Linked DNA regions of Homo sapiens: region 2 is linked to region 1. A link is a contact called in ENCODE Hi-C or POLR2A ChIA-PET data. All regions are on one chromosome and are shown on one strand. The core of a region is the stretch at or near the end of the contact, and the rest is flanking DNA. Distances in the headings are between cores, read along the strand shown.

Region 1 (5,552 bases), core at 2,106-4,605:
CAGAAAAGACTTGGGGTAGCTTTTTCTTTTTTATTTTGAGATCTCACTCTGTTGCCCAGGCTATAGTCTAATGGCGTGGTAACAGCTCACTGCAGCCTCAATCTCCTGGGCTTAAGCAATTCCTTCCACCTCAGCCTCCTGAGTAGCTGGGACTACAGGCCTGTGCCACTACACCCAGCTATTTTTGTAGTTTTTGTAGAGAAGGAGTGTCACCAAAGCCCAGCCTGGTCTAGTACTCCTGGGCTCAAGCAGTCCTCCCGCCTTGGCCTCCCAAAGTGTTGGGATTACAGGTGTGAGGCACTGTGCCTGGCCTAGGGTAGCTTTTGAGCATCTTCCTTTTAAAGGCAGCCAGGATGTGCCCCATGACCCTTCTCTTCTTTGAAATGTACTTGAAATGTACGTTTGATGGCTAGTACTACATCTTGGACCATGAGGTCTAGGGACAGCAGAGCAGAATGCTGGCATGCTGCCAGTAGCCTGAGTACTCAAGGATTCCTTTAAGCAGAGCCATCATTCTAGGCCTGTACTACCTCCAGGTTTTTGTGAGAAATAAAATTCTATCAAGTTTAAATCATGGCTATTTTGGGTTTCATTTACAGGTGAACTTACTCTACCATCTAAACAATTTCTTTCATCATTCTTAGCATTTAAGAGCAGCGTCTGGAGTCAGACTGCCTGAGTTCAAATCCAGGCTTTGTCACTATTTTGTGCATTCCTGGGCAAGTTACTTAAACTTTCCTTACCTTCATTTCTTCATCTGTAAAATGAGGAAATAACAGTAACTACTTCATAGGATTATTACTGGGGTGAAGATCAAATTATCTGATACACGTAAAGCACCATTTATAGTGCCTGGAACATAGTAACTGCTATTCATTACAACAACATAATGTTATTATATTATGAGTTTTACTCATGCTTTTTAATACTGCTTATTTCCAAAGGACACTACCAGTCTTATTTGACACTTTCAAGTAGAGGTTACTATCTACTGCCATATAGTAATAATTAACATTTATCTAATGCTTTACAAATTAACTTTTCACGTATGTATTACTTTGTTTCATTCTTACAATTATCCTGTGGGGTGAGTACTGCTATACTTTATTAAATGAGGAGAGTAAAGATCAGAGGATTTAGTGATTTGCCTAAGGTTACAATTGTAAGTGGCTGACTCAGACTTACTCCTCCAACTCATTTAACAGTCTGGTACAGCATGGGGGTCATTAGTTATACTAAAGATAATTTAGGAAATGAATATGTTCCATCCATTTCTATTTAAGAGACTTCTTTTCAATACATTTGTACATTTTCTCTGGAAAGTGTCTCTTCCTTTCTAGACCACTGCCACTATCTCTAACGCAGCCTCAAGCACTACCCCAGACTTCTAATACCTCATGCTTTGATTACTGCTTTCATTGCTATTCCCTTATTTTTATTCAAAAAATCAATGACTCCATTATTTTAAGGATACAGCGCAAACCCCTATGCTGAGCTCCATCTACAATCTAACCTTTCATGTGTCCTCTTGATCTTATATGAATTCTCCCTTGCACCAAACTGGGTATTCTCTTTAGTGTTCTCTAAATCCACTTTTCTGCATCTACACTTTTGTTTATTCCCTAAACGCATGTAGAACGCTCTTTCAATTTATCTTTACTTATCTCAATTCTATCTATATTTCCTAGTTCCTCCATGAAACTTTTCCTGATGTATTTTATCTGGAAAAACTCTTCCTCTTCTGAATTCTTATATAGAACTTACTGGCCAGGCACAGTGGCTCATGCCTGTAATCCCAGCAATTTGGGAAGCCGAGGCGGGCAGAACACCTGAGGTCGGGAGTTGGAGACCAGCCTGGCCAACAGGGCGAAACCCTGTCTCTACTAAAAATACAAAAATTAGCTGGGCGTGGTGGTGCGTATCTGTAATCCCAGCTACACAGGAGGCTGAGGCAGGATAATCGTTTGAACCCAGGAGGCGGAGGTTGCAGTGAGCCAAGATCACGATATTCTAGCCTGGGCAACGGCCTGTTTTGTCTCAAAACAAAACAAAACAAAAAGAACAACAAAAACTTACTGTCTTTATATAATTCATTTGGCACTGTTTTATGGCACGACATCATTGATCAACTATATTTTTGCTTCTATCTCAAACCTTTCTCAGGCCGTGTTTTTGTTTTTGGCAGTGTTCTTGTTGCCTAGCACAGTGCCATCTCACTTATTTGTTGATTCTGTTTCCTTAAAAACAAAGATGAGACCAATTCAAATCCTCATTACTGCGGGCAGCAACAAATCATCCAAACTCTGGCACTTCCAGTTCTTTCGAGCTTTCCTACCAGGTCGGAGGGTTGTCTTAAAACTTGAGGGAGATGAACTGAGTAAGCGATTACACTGAAAGCATGGGAGGGAAAGGACGTTCCAAACGTCCAATCCATCATCCTTTTGCAGCCTCTTAGTCACTGGGATTTTGAAATCTCTTTCCAAAGACTAGCTATGGCCCTAAATTGGAAATAGGCTACTTGAGAACACAGTGGATTCATAGTTCATCTCGGGCAGTTTTAGGAGAAATGCCACCAGCTTCTGCGTTTGAAGGCCAAGGTTAGCTGTTCATGGCGTGAGCACCTTCCTGCTTCCAACCTCCGGTTATCTGTAAATACCCAAGTCCTCTAATTTAGGACGCAGGTCATGGGAAGACGCTGGTTCTTAGGGCAGAAGTGAGCTCACATTCCCAGCATTTTTCTTAAACTTGGCAGAACTGCACTTTAACAAATTAAAATCCATGTGAATGAAAAGGAAAACTTAAGTAGGAAACAAACTTAAGCTTGAGTCAGTTACAGCATGGTGAGGATGTCGGTTACAGCAACACTCAGAGACCGATGAAGGAGAAATTCCAGTGGTGGGCTGGGAGACCGTCTCCATTCCAACTCCACCGCTTTTCTCTACAGAGACCCACGCACGCCAGCTCCCGCCTCAGTCACAAGGGAACGCCCGCGTGGGCAGGCAATCGTCCTTGGTGAGCCGGGATCTCCTCACCCCGAGAGCCGCAGGCTCCGCTGACGCCGGTACAGGTCTCGCTGCGACTCCCTCTGGGCGCGCGGAATCCTGGGACTTGTGGTCCCTTCCGCGCGCTGTCCGCCCTAACCGGCGCAGAGAGGACTACACTTCCCAGGATGCGTCGGGGGAAGAGGCCACAGGGACAGGCAGAGGGAGGGGGCGGCCCCAGTCCTCCGGGGCGTCGCTGTTTCCAAGCGGCGAGATCTCGCCTAGTAACCGGCAGCTGAGGTTCACTAGCGCGGCGTTGTGGCCCCGCCCCCGGAGCCCCGGCTGGAGGAAGAACCTGTCTCCCGCGGCGCCCCAGTGACGAAGTCCATCCCCGGGTGCGGGAGGCGGGGAGGGGAGGGCAGGCAGAGGATTTCGCTCGCTCGCCCGCGCGGGATCCGGGACGCGCCGGTGGCGTCCGCTGGCAGCAGAGGTTAGAGGCAGAGAGCGCGCGGATGCTCCGCGGGCGAGGCTGGTTCGAGAGTGGGAGGAGTGCAGGGCGCCGCCAGGGCGGCAGTGCGCGCGGGCCGAACAGTCCTGAGGGCGGGCATCCCTCGCGCAGCGCGCCGACCCCCGGGACGTGTGCGTCTGTGGGGGGTTGCTGTCCCCCGGGTCCCTCGGGCGACCCCTCTCCACGCTGGGCTCAGGGCAGGACCCGGGATTCCGTGGGACCCGGTGTTTAGCGCAGAGGTTTCTGGGGAGAAGTACACGATTTTTGCCACTTGTTATTTGATTTCTCCTCGACCAGGAGCGTTTGTAGGTAGCGCACTCCCTCCGACTGCACTAGTGCCTCGTTTCTTCCGAGTAAGACAATCTTTCATGATGCGGATTGGAGTTGCTGATCAATGAGAGCTGCTAAGTTCTTTATGGCTTTCTCGGTGAAGAGAAGGTTCACGGAGGATATGATTATTAAACACACACATGAAAACTAATTGGAGCATCTAAAAAATGACCATTGCATATTCGCCCTCGCTTATTAGGGAAACAGCAAGCGTTCCTTCAAATCGCATCAGCAACTGCCAGGCAGCAGCATTTACGCATATTTCATATCATTAAGGAGATGGAACTGGAGAGAGAAAGCGGGAGTAGGGGACAATTTTTAAAAATACCCAACTTGGTTTAGTTTGGGGATAATTTTCTTGGATTGGGTGACTTATGCGAAAAATCTGTTTCTTTCTTCCTCGCTCTCGCTTCCTGGATATAGACTGTCAATTTCGGATCCAAAGACGGCGATGGCAGAGCTCACCCGGGTTGCCTGTCAAATCAAGGCTATCGCAGAATAAATCCCGCCGCCTGCCGCGAAGCCCCGGCGCACCGCAAACTTCAGTGAGCGAACTGGGTGATCGCTGTTGGGATATGCAGATTCCTGATGTAAAAGGCGGGGTGGCCCCCCCGAGAGCCTCTCCCGGGGGCCGGAGCCCGCAGGTGCAGTGAGGCGCGCGCGCCGGTGCCGGCGCCCCCAGAGCCGCCTTGCCCGGGTAGAGGGAGCCCGGCGCCCGGCGGGGTCTGGCGGCCGCACACCGGCGGCGGCGGCTTGTCTGCGGCGGCTGCAGCGGATGATGGTGGCGGCCGGCCCGCTGGGCTGTGCCTGTGTGTCGCCGCGGAAATCAGCGCCCTGCGCCGCGCGCTGAGCCCCTGCAGGTCCGCCGCAGCCCCAGCCTCGGCGAGGACGGCCCCGGCGCGCGGGGGGGCGGGGGGCGCGCGGGGTCGGCTTATCATGGCGGATCGGACGGCGCCCCGCTGCCAGCTCCGGCTGGAGTGGGTGTACGGGTACCGGGGTCACCAGTGCCGCAACAACCTGTACTACACGGCAGGCAAGGAGGTGGTCTACTTTGTGGCTGGGGTCGGGGTGGTTTACAACACCCGCGAGCACAGCCAAAAATTCTTCCTGGGACACAACGACGACATTATCAGGTAAGGGGGTGGCCAGGGGCGGCGGGGAGGGGTTGCGTGTGGAGGCTGGGAAGGTGGGAAGCGGTTGACCTGGGGTCGGATCCGGGAGCCCCGTGGAATAGAGGATTCTCTCTGGAGCCGCATGGAATTACTGAAGGGCTGCTGATTCTAGGGCCAGGGCAGAAACAGTGTGGGGAGTGTAGGTGAGGAGGGAGAGATGTCTTTTCGCTGTATCCCTCCGGAATTCTGGCTTTTAAATCTCCAAGGAGTTGAGTGTTCTGATGCTTTCTTGCTGTTCTTTCCTGCTACAAGTGGAAGGAGCCTGGGTAACTATGAAACACTTCTTCCTTCCCTAACCAGGTGCACGGTAGGACCAATAACCTGAAGTGTGGGCATCATCTTTGGGAGGCTCCTCAGTGGGTTTCTCAGTAAGCAAGAGGATTAAAAAAGATCTAAAAGAAATTTTACTACTGGTAATTTGGAATCTTCATCTCAGATGCTTTGGACCTGGGAAATTTCTGCAGTGGGTGGGGAGTTTGTTCTCTAATATTTCACTTGGCAGTGTTTTAATGCCCAAAGCATATTTATACACTAAATGGATGCTTCCACAGCATCATTGAG
Region 2 (5,416 bases), core at 1,488-3,987, 370 kb after region 1:
GAGTGTTAATACCCAAAAGTGAAAGCAAGAGATGCACAGCAAGAAATTCATATAAGAAACTTCAGATTTTGAATACCAATGAAATAACCATGGTTTCCGAGTGACCTCCTACTCCACACAAGTCCTCCTCTTGTATTTCCCGTATTATCGCCATACTCCATCCACACAACATGCAATATCCAAATACCATAATAAGGCTGGGCGCGGTGGCTCACACCTGTAATCGCAGCACTTGGAAGGCCGAGGCAGGTGGATCACCTGACTTCAGGAGTTCGAGATCAGCCTGGCCAAAATGGTGAAACCCCGTCTGTACTTAAAATACAAAAATCAGCTGGGCAGTAGAGGCATGTGCCTGTAATCCTGGCTACTTGGGAGGCTGAGGCAGGAGAATCGCTTGAACCTGGCAGGCGGAAATTGCAGTGAGCCGAGATCGTGCCACTGCACTCTAGTCTGGGCGACAGAGTGAGATCCTGTCTCAAAAAAAAAAACACAGACAAAAAAACCCAAATATTATTATGAGGTTAATCACATCATCATCTACCTTCAATTAATTTTTGTAAAATAATTTTAAAAATTAACATCTTATATTTGTGAGGTCCATTTGTTATAATTGATGAACCAACCAATGTTGATACATTATTAATTGAAGTCCACACTATTCAGATTTTTTTCTTTTCTTTCAGTGAAACCCTGTCTTACTTTGCTGCCCAGGCTGGAGTATAAGTGGCTTAATGAGGGCTCACTGTAGCCTTGACCTCCCAGGGTCAAGTGGTCCTCCCACCTCGGCACTCCCTATCTCCCTGCCCCTGACTCCCCTAAATAGCTGGGACTATAGGCACTCGCCACCACACCTGGCTAATTTTTAAATTTTTTTTGTAGAGATGGGGATCTCACTATGTTGCCCAAGCTCTATGCAGATTTCAAATGCCCTTTTCCTGTTAGGATCCCATCCAGGATACCACATTGCATTTAGTCATGCTTTCTTAGGCTACTTTTGGCTCTAACAGTTTCCTAGACTTTCCCTGTTTTTGCTACCTTTGACAGTTTTGAGCAGGGACTGATCAGGCAATTTGTAGAATGTCCCTCACTTGGGATTTATCTGATGCTTTTCTCCTAATGGGACAGTGGTTATGGGTTATTGGGAGAGAGACTACAGAGGTAAAGTACCATTTTCATCCCACCATATAAGAGCGCATGCTGGGCCGGGTATGGTGGCTCACGCCTGTTCCTAGCACTTTGGGAGGCCGAGGCGGGTGGATTACCTGAGGACGGGAGTTCAAGCCCAACCTAACCAACATGGAGAAACCCCGTCTCTACTAAAAATACAAAATTAGCTGGGCGTGGTGGCGCATGCCTGTAATCCCAGGTACTCAGGAGGCTGAGGCAGGAGAATCGCTTGAACCCGGGAGGCGGAGGTTGCTGTGAGCCAATATCACACCATTGCACTCCAGCCTGGGCAACAAGAGCAAAACTCTGCCTCAAAAAAAAAAAAAGAGTGCATGCTACCACCAGGACTTATCACTGCTGATGCTGACCTTGATCTCTTGGCTGAGCTTCCAAGTGATTTTTGATTCCTCATTCTCCCATCCCTGGAATCTATCATTCATCAGGCCTCATCTAATATATCTCTCAAGGTTCTCTCCCAGAACCCACTCCTCATCAGCATTATCTCCACAGTCTCAAGTCTAAGTTCCCAGACTGTTCTCAGCATCCTGCACCACGTTATCAAAGCTCTAATCATAGCCTTTCTCTGGCTAAATAATCCCACTTAGGAATAAAACTTTTGTCTTAGTTGGAAGTTAAGGTCCAAGGTTTTCAGTGTTGCTTTGGGGTCTTTTTCTCAATCTGAACGCAAGCTACTTTCCAGTTTTGGCTCCTGCCCTGAGATCTGGGTGCCATGCTAGCACTCCACCACACCCTCTGCTCATTCTGTCATGCTGCAGCAGTTACTGTTTATTAAGCTTCTGTCCTGTGCCAGGCAGCTTTCTGGGCCCAGGAATACAAAAAATACGAAGAAAGGCTTCCCTACACTCAAGGAATGAGGTGTAGTTGGAGTGACAGTCATTGTAAATGGATAATTGCAAGGTTGTTAGGTAGATGCGAGGTATTTATTTGGGCATGTACAAATTTTAAAGGGAGCAACTAGGCCAAAGCCCCTCACTGTGGCCCCAGTACTTAGGGGAGATTATACTAAGATAGTGATATCTGAGCAATGATTTCAATAAAGAAAAAAGTTCACCAAGCAGACAAGAGGCCAAGAGAAGTTCTAGGCAGAGGGCACAGCACGAACTAAGGCATGGCCACTAAGCAATTTAATATGGAAGTATTTGCAAAAGATGAGTAAGAGCTAAATTGTGATAAAGGAGGATTGCTTGAGCCCAGGAGGTCAGGGCTGCAATGAGCCCTGATTGTGCCACTGCACTCCAGCCTGGATGACAGAGTGAAATTCTGTCTCAAAAAAAAAAAAAAAAAATTCCTTGGCCTCAGTCCAGACTCAGAATCAGAATTTCTGGGGTTGGGGGGAAAGCCTGGTAATTCTGCATTTGTAATCAAACCCCAGGTACTTCTTGTAAAGAAAGCTTTGGAACACTGGTACTCTAAGAGAATAATAGAAAACAAGATCAAAACAAGAAGAAACTGGAGGCAGAAAGAGCAGTTGGAAGACACTTGCTATTGCCCCAGAGATGGCAAAGCTTGAACCAAGGAGACAGCAGTGGGGGAAGGAGGAGGGGCAGCTTCAGGAGGCCTCGAAGAGGCAGACTGTCAGAGGTAGAGCTGCAGACGCCACCCAGGCCTCTAAGGATTCTATCTTGAACACTTTCATAAACATTGGGAATATGAGAGACGGAATAGGTTGCTGGGAAAGATAATGAGCTCAGTTTTGGAACATGTTGACTTTGAAGTGAAATCCATAATGAAGAGCTGACACTTGAACAGGCTGTTCTGGAACTCAGGATAGAGGTCAGGGCTGGAGATAAGGATTTCTGAATCATTTGAATCACCAGTGTATAGGCAAGAGCAGGAAAAGTGAAATTCCCCCAGGAAGCAGGTGGAGTCTGAAGGGCCAAGAATGACATATGGAAGCCTTCAGCACTCCCGCCCCTCCTCATCAACCTTCAGCCTCATCTTTCTCCTCTGTGCCCTTCCCCCAATCTCTTTTTCTACCTCACACAATTTTATCAAAGGCCATCTCCCAGCTGTTACTATCCTAGATGGAATTAACCTCTGCACTGTGCTACGGTATTTCTTTGTACTCCCTTTATCACATCTCCAGTCATTTTAGATTAGGGCTAGTGTTGTCCCATTTTCTTTTTCACCTGTTAGAGGCAGAAGTATGTCCGGATTTCCAGTACCCAGCACAAAGCTGGTGTTTAGTAAATGTTTGTGGTCTTGTGGTGGAGATTTAAGGATTATTCATTCATTTGGACTTATAATCCTAGTGTCTAAAGTAAAAATATCTTTCTTTGATCAGAAAGAGTGTATACTTTATGCAACCTAAAACTTAGGCACTTAATTTTTAAAAACATTTTATTATAATAATTTAAAACCATTATGTAGTAACAGAATAATAATAAACCTCCAAATACCCATCACCCAACTTCAATAATTATCAACGCAGGGTCAATTCTCTTTTATCTTTACTTCCAACTCCATTGCATATTATTTTGAAGCAAATGCCAGAGAACATATCTTATCAGTAAAAGAGAAGAGTTTTTTAAAACCATAATATTATCACACCCCAAAAAAATAACAATAATCTCTTAACATCAATATCGAGTCATTGTTCAAATGACCAATTTTCTCATAAATGCAATTTCTTTTAATTTTAAAAAATTAAGATCCAAATAAGGTCCACATGTTGCAATTCATCAATATGCCTTTTAAATCTCTTTTAATCTATAGGTTTCCCCCTGAACCCCCTTTCTTGCGAATTATTTATTGACGAAATCAGGTCATTTGTTCCGTAGAGTTTCTCATAGTCTAGTTTTTTGCTGCCTTCATTCCCCCAATGTAGTGCAACATGTTCCTCTGTCCTCTCTATTTTCTAAATTGGCATTTGGAACAAGAAACTTGGTAAGATTTGAATTTGCCTTTTTGGCAAGACTTCTTCATGAATGGGTGTATTCTTCCTTCATCCATCAGGAGGTCCGTACTGTTTGGTTGTCTGTATTCTTGTTACGTTAGCAATCACTTCTCCTTAAGGCCTAGATCTATTAGTTCTTTAGAGGCCATAGAAAGGGGACTCTATTACTCCTTTGTTGTTTAGTGGCTGAATTAGTTCTTTAAACAAGAACTTCACCTCATGCACTATTTAGTTACTGGGGCATACAGTTCATATAAGGAAGGCAGAAAAAAATGGTAGAATTTATTTACCGGTTATCAGTTCAATAATGAGTTGCCTCCCAATCATCTTCTAAACATGACCAGTTTTTTGAGCATCATTATGGACTCATAGATTTAAACATATTTGAGATGTTTCAATCTATTGCTGGTATTATCCCTACTGATGTCAAAACTGTGACACCTTTGGCCATTGGGAGCCTCTTTAAGTTGGTTCTGCTGTCCTTTTGAGAATGACCCTGTAGTCCTCAATAGCTTCCTCACTACCTATATGACAAAGTGCTTCAGGGATCCCTTGTTCATTTCCTGCCCTAGACCTTGACTCAGCCATTTCTTCAAGGAGCCTGGCTCTTTGACATGGGAAATGGTATTTCAGGACATCAATCAGGGATTTGGGGGTGCTCTTTGCACCTGGGTTGGCTAGAGACTGACTTTAAATTTTTGAATTTCTCAGACATACTAGTGGCTAAAAGTGCAGGTGCCAGAGGTAGACTGTCTGGGTTTGAATCACCACTCTGCCACATATTATGTATGTGACACGGTGCCAGTTTACCAACTTATCTGTGCTTCAGTTTTTCTCAATTGTGAAAAGAGAATAATAACAGTAGCTAAATATGTAGAATCCTGTAAAGTTTAAATGAAGCGATTCATGTAAAATGCTTAGAATAGGGCCTGGCACATAGGGCTGTGTAAGCATTGACTATTATTATTCTTATTACTAGTCTCTTTCCAGCCTCATCATTGTTGCCTGCTTACACTGTGGGTCAACTGATATGCAACATGGACTTACATTTTATTCATATCTAGTGACATGCTGACTTATTTTAGAGAACTAGTCTAAGTTACATCTGCAACATTTGTCCTACTAATCTGCTACTTTAAATGATGCAATACTTGCACATATTAGAACATTTCCTGTAAAGGAATCCAAATTCAACAAAACAAATGGCATTCATAAGGTCACCAAGCACCAGTGTACTTTCTGCTTTTTATACTTGTCTGGAAAGGGGTAAATTAGCAGAAGCCTGGCTAGGAGTGACCCCACTACGGAGTTAAGGTCTTACTTTGCACTGGG

Evidence for each region. A loop is a pair of places that touch in the nucleus more often than their neighbours do. ChIA-PET counts read pairs that join two places held with the same protein, here RNA polymerase II (POLR2A).
Region 2: a loop to region 1 is called in a map of breast epithelium, with 13 times the contacts of the local background. The contact joins the enhancer-like site here to the promoter of EML6 in region 1. A Hi-C loop is called at or near these places in 1 of 168 maps with a recorded cell type or tissue (breast epithelium). POLR2A ChIA-PET finds 5 or more read pairs at or near these places in 1 of 52 experiments (AG04449).

The regions. Positions count from the first base shown.
Region 1 is chr2:54,720,307-54,725,858 of GRCh38, forward strand. EML6 (EMAP like 6) reads left to right here and starts at 3,356. Exons shown (of 42, transcript NM_001039753.4): 1 at 3,356-3,471; 2 at 4,243-4,952. The coding sequence starts at 4,756. RefSeq lists an enhancer at 2,889-3,108 and silencers at 3,249-3,738, 4,410-4,559.
Region 2 is chr2:55,094,847-55,100,262 of GRCh38, forward strand. It overlaps a transcript of RTN4 not described here. Among named protein-coding and RNA genes, the nearest start is that of RTN4, 47 kb to the left of the region's middle. Within about 2 kb of position 2,738, at least 12 of the 41 ENCODE cell types and tissues checked have a DNase peak (open chromatin) inside an H3K27ac peak, as active enhancers do.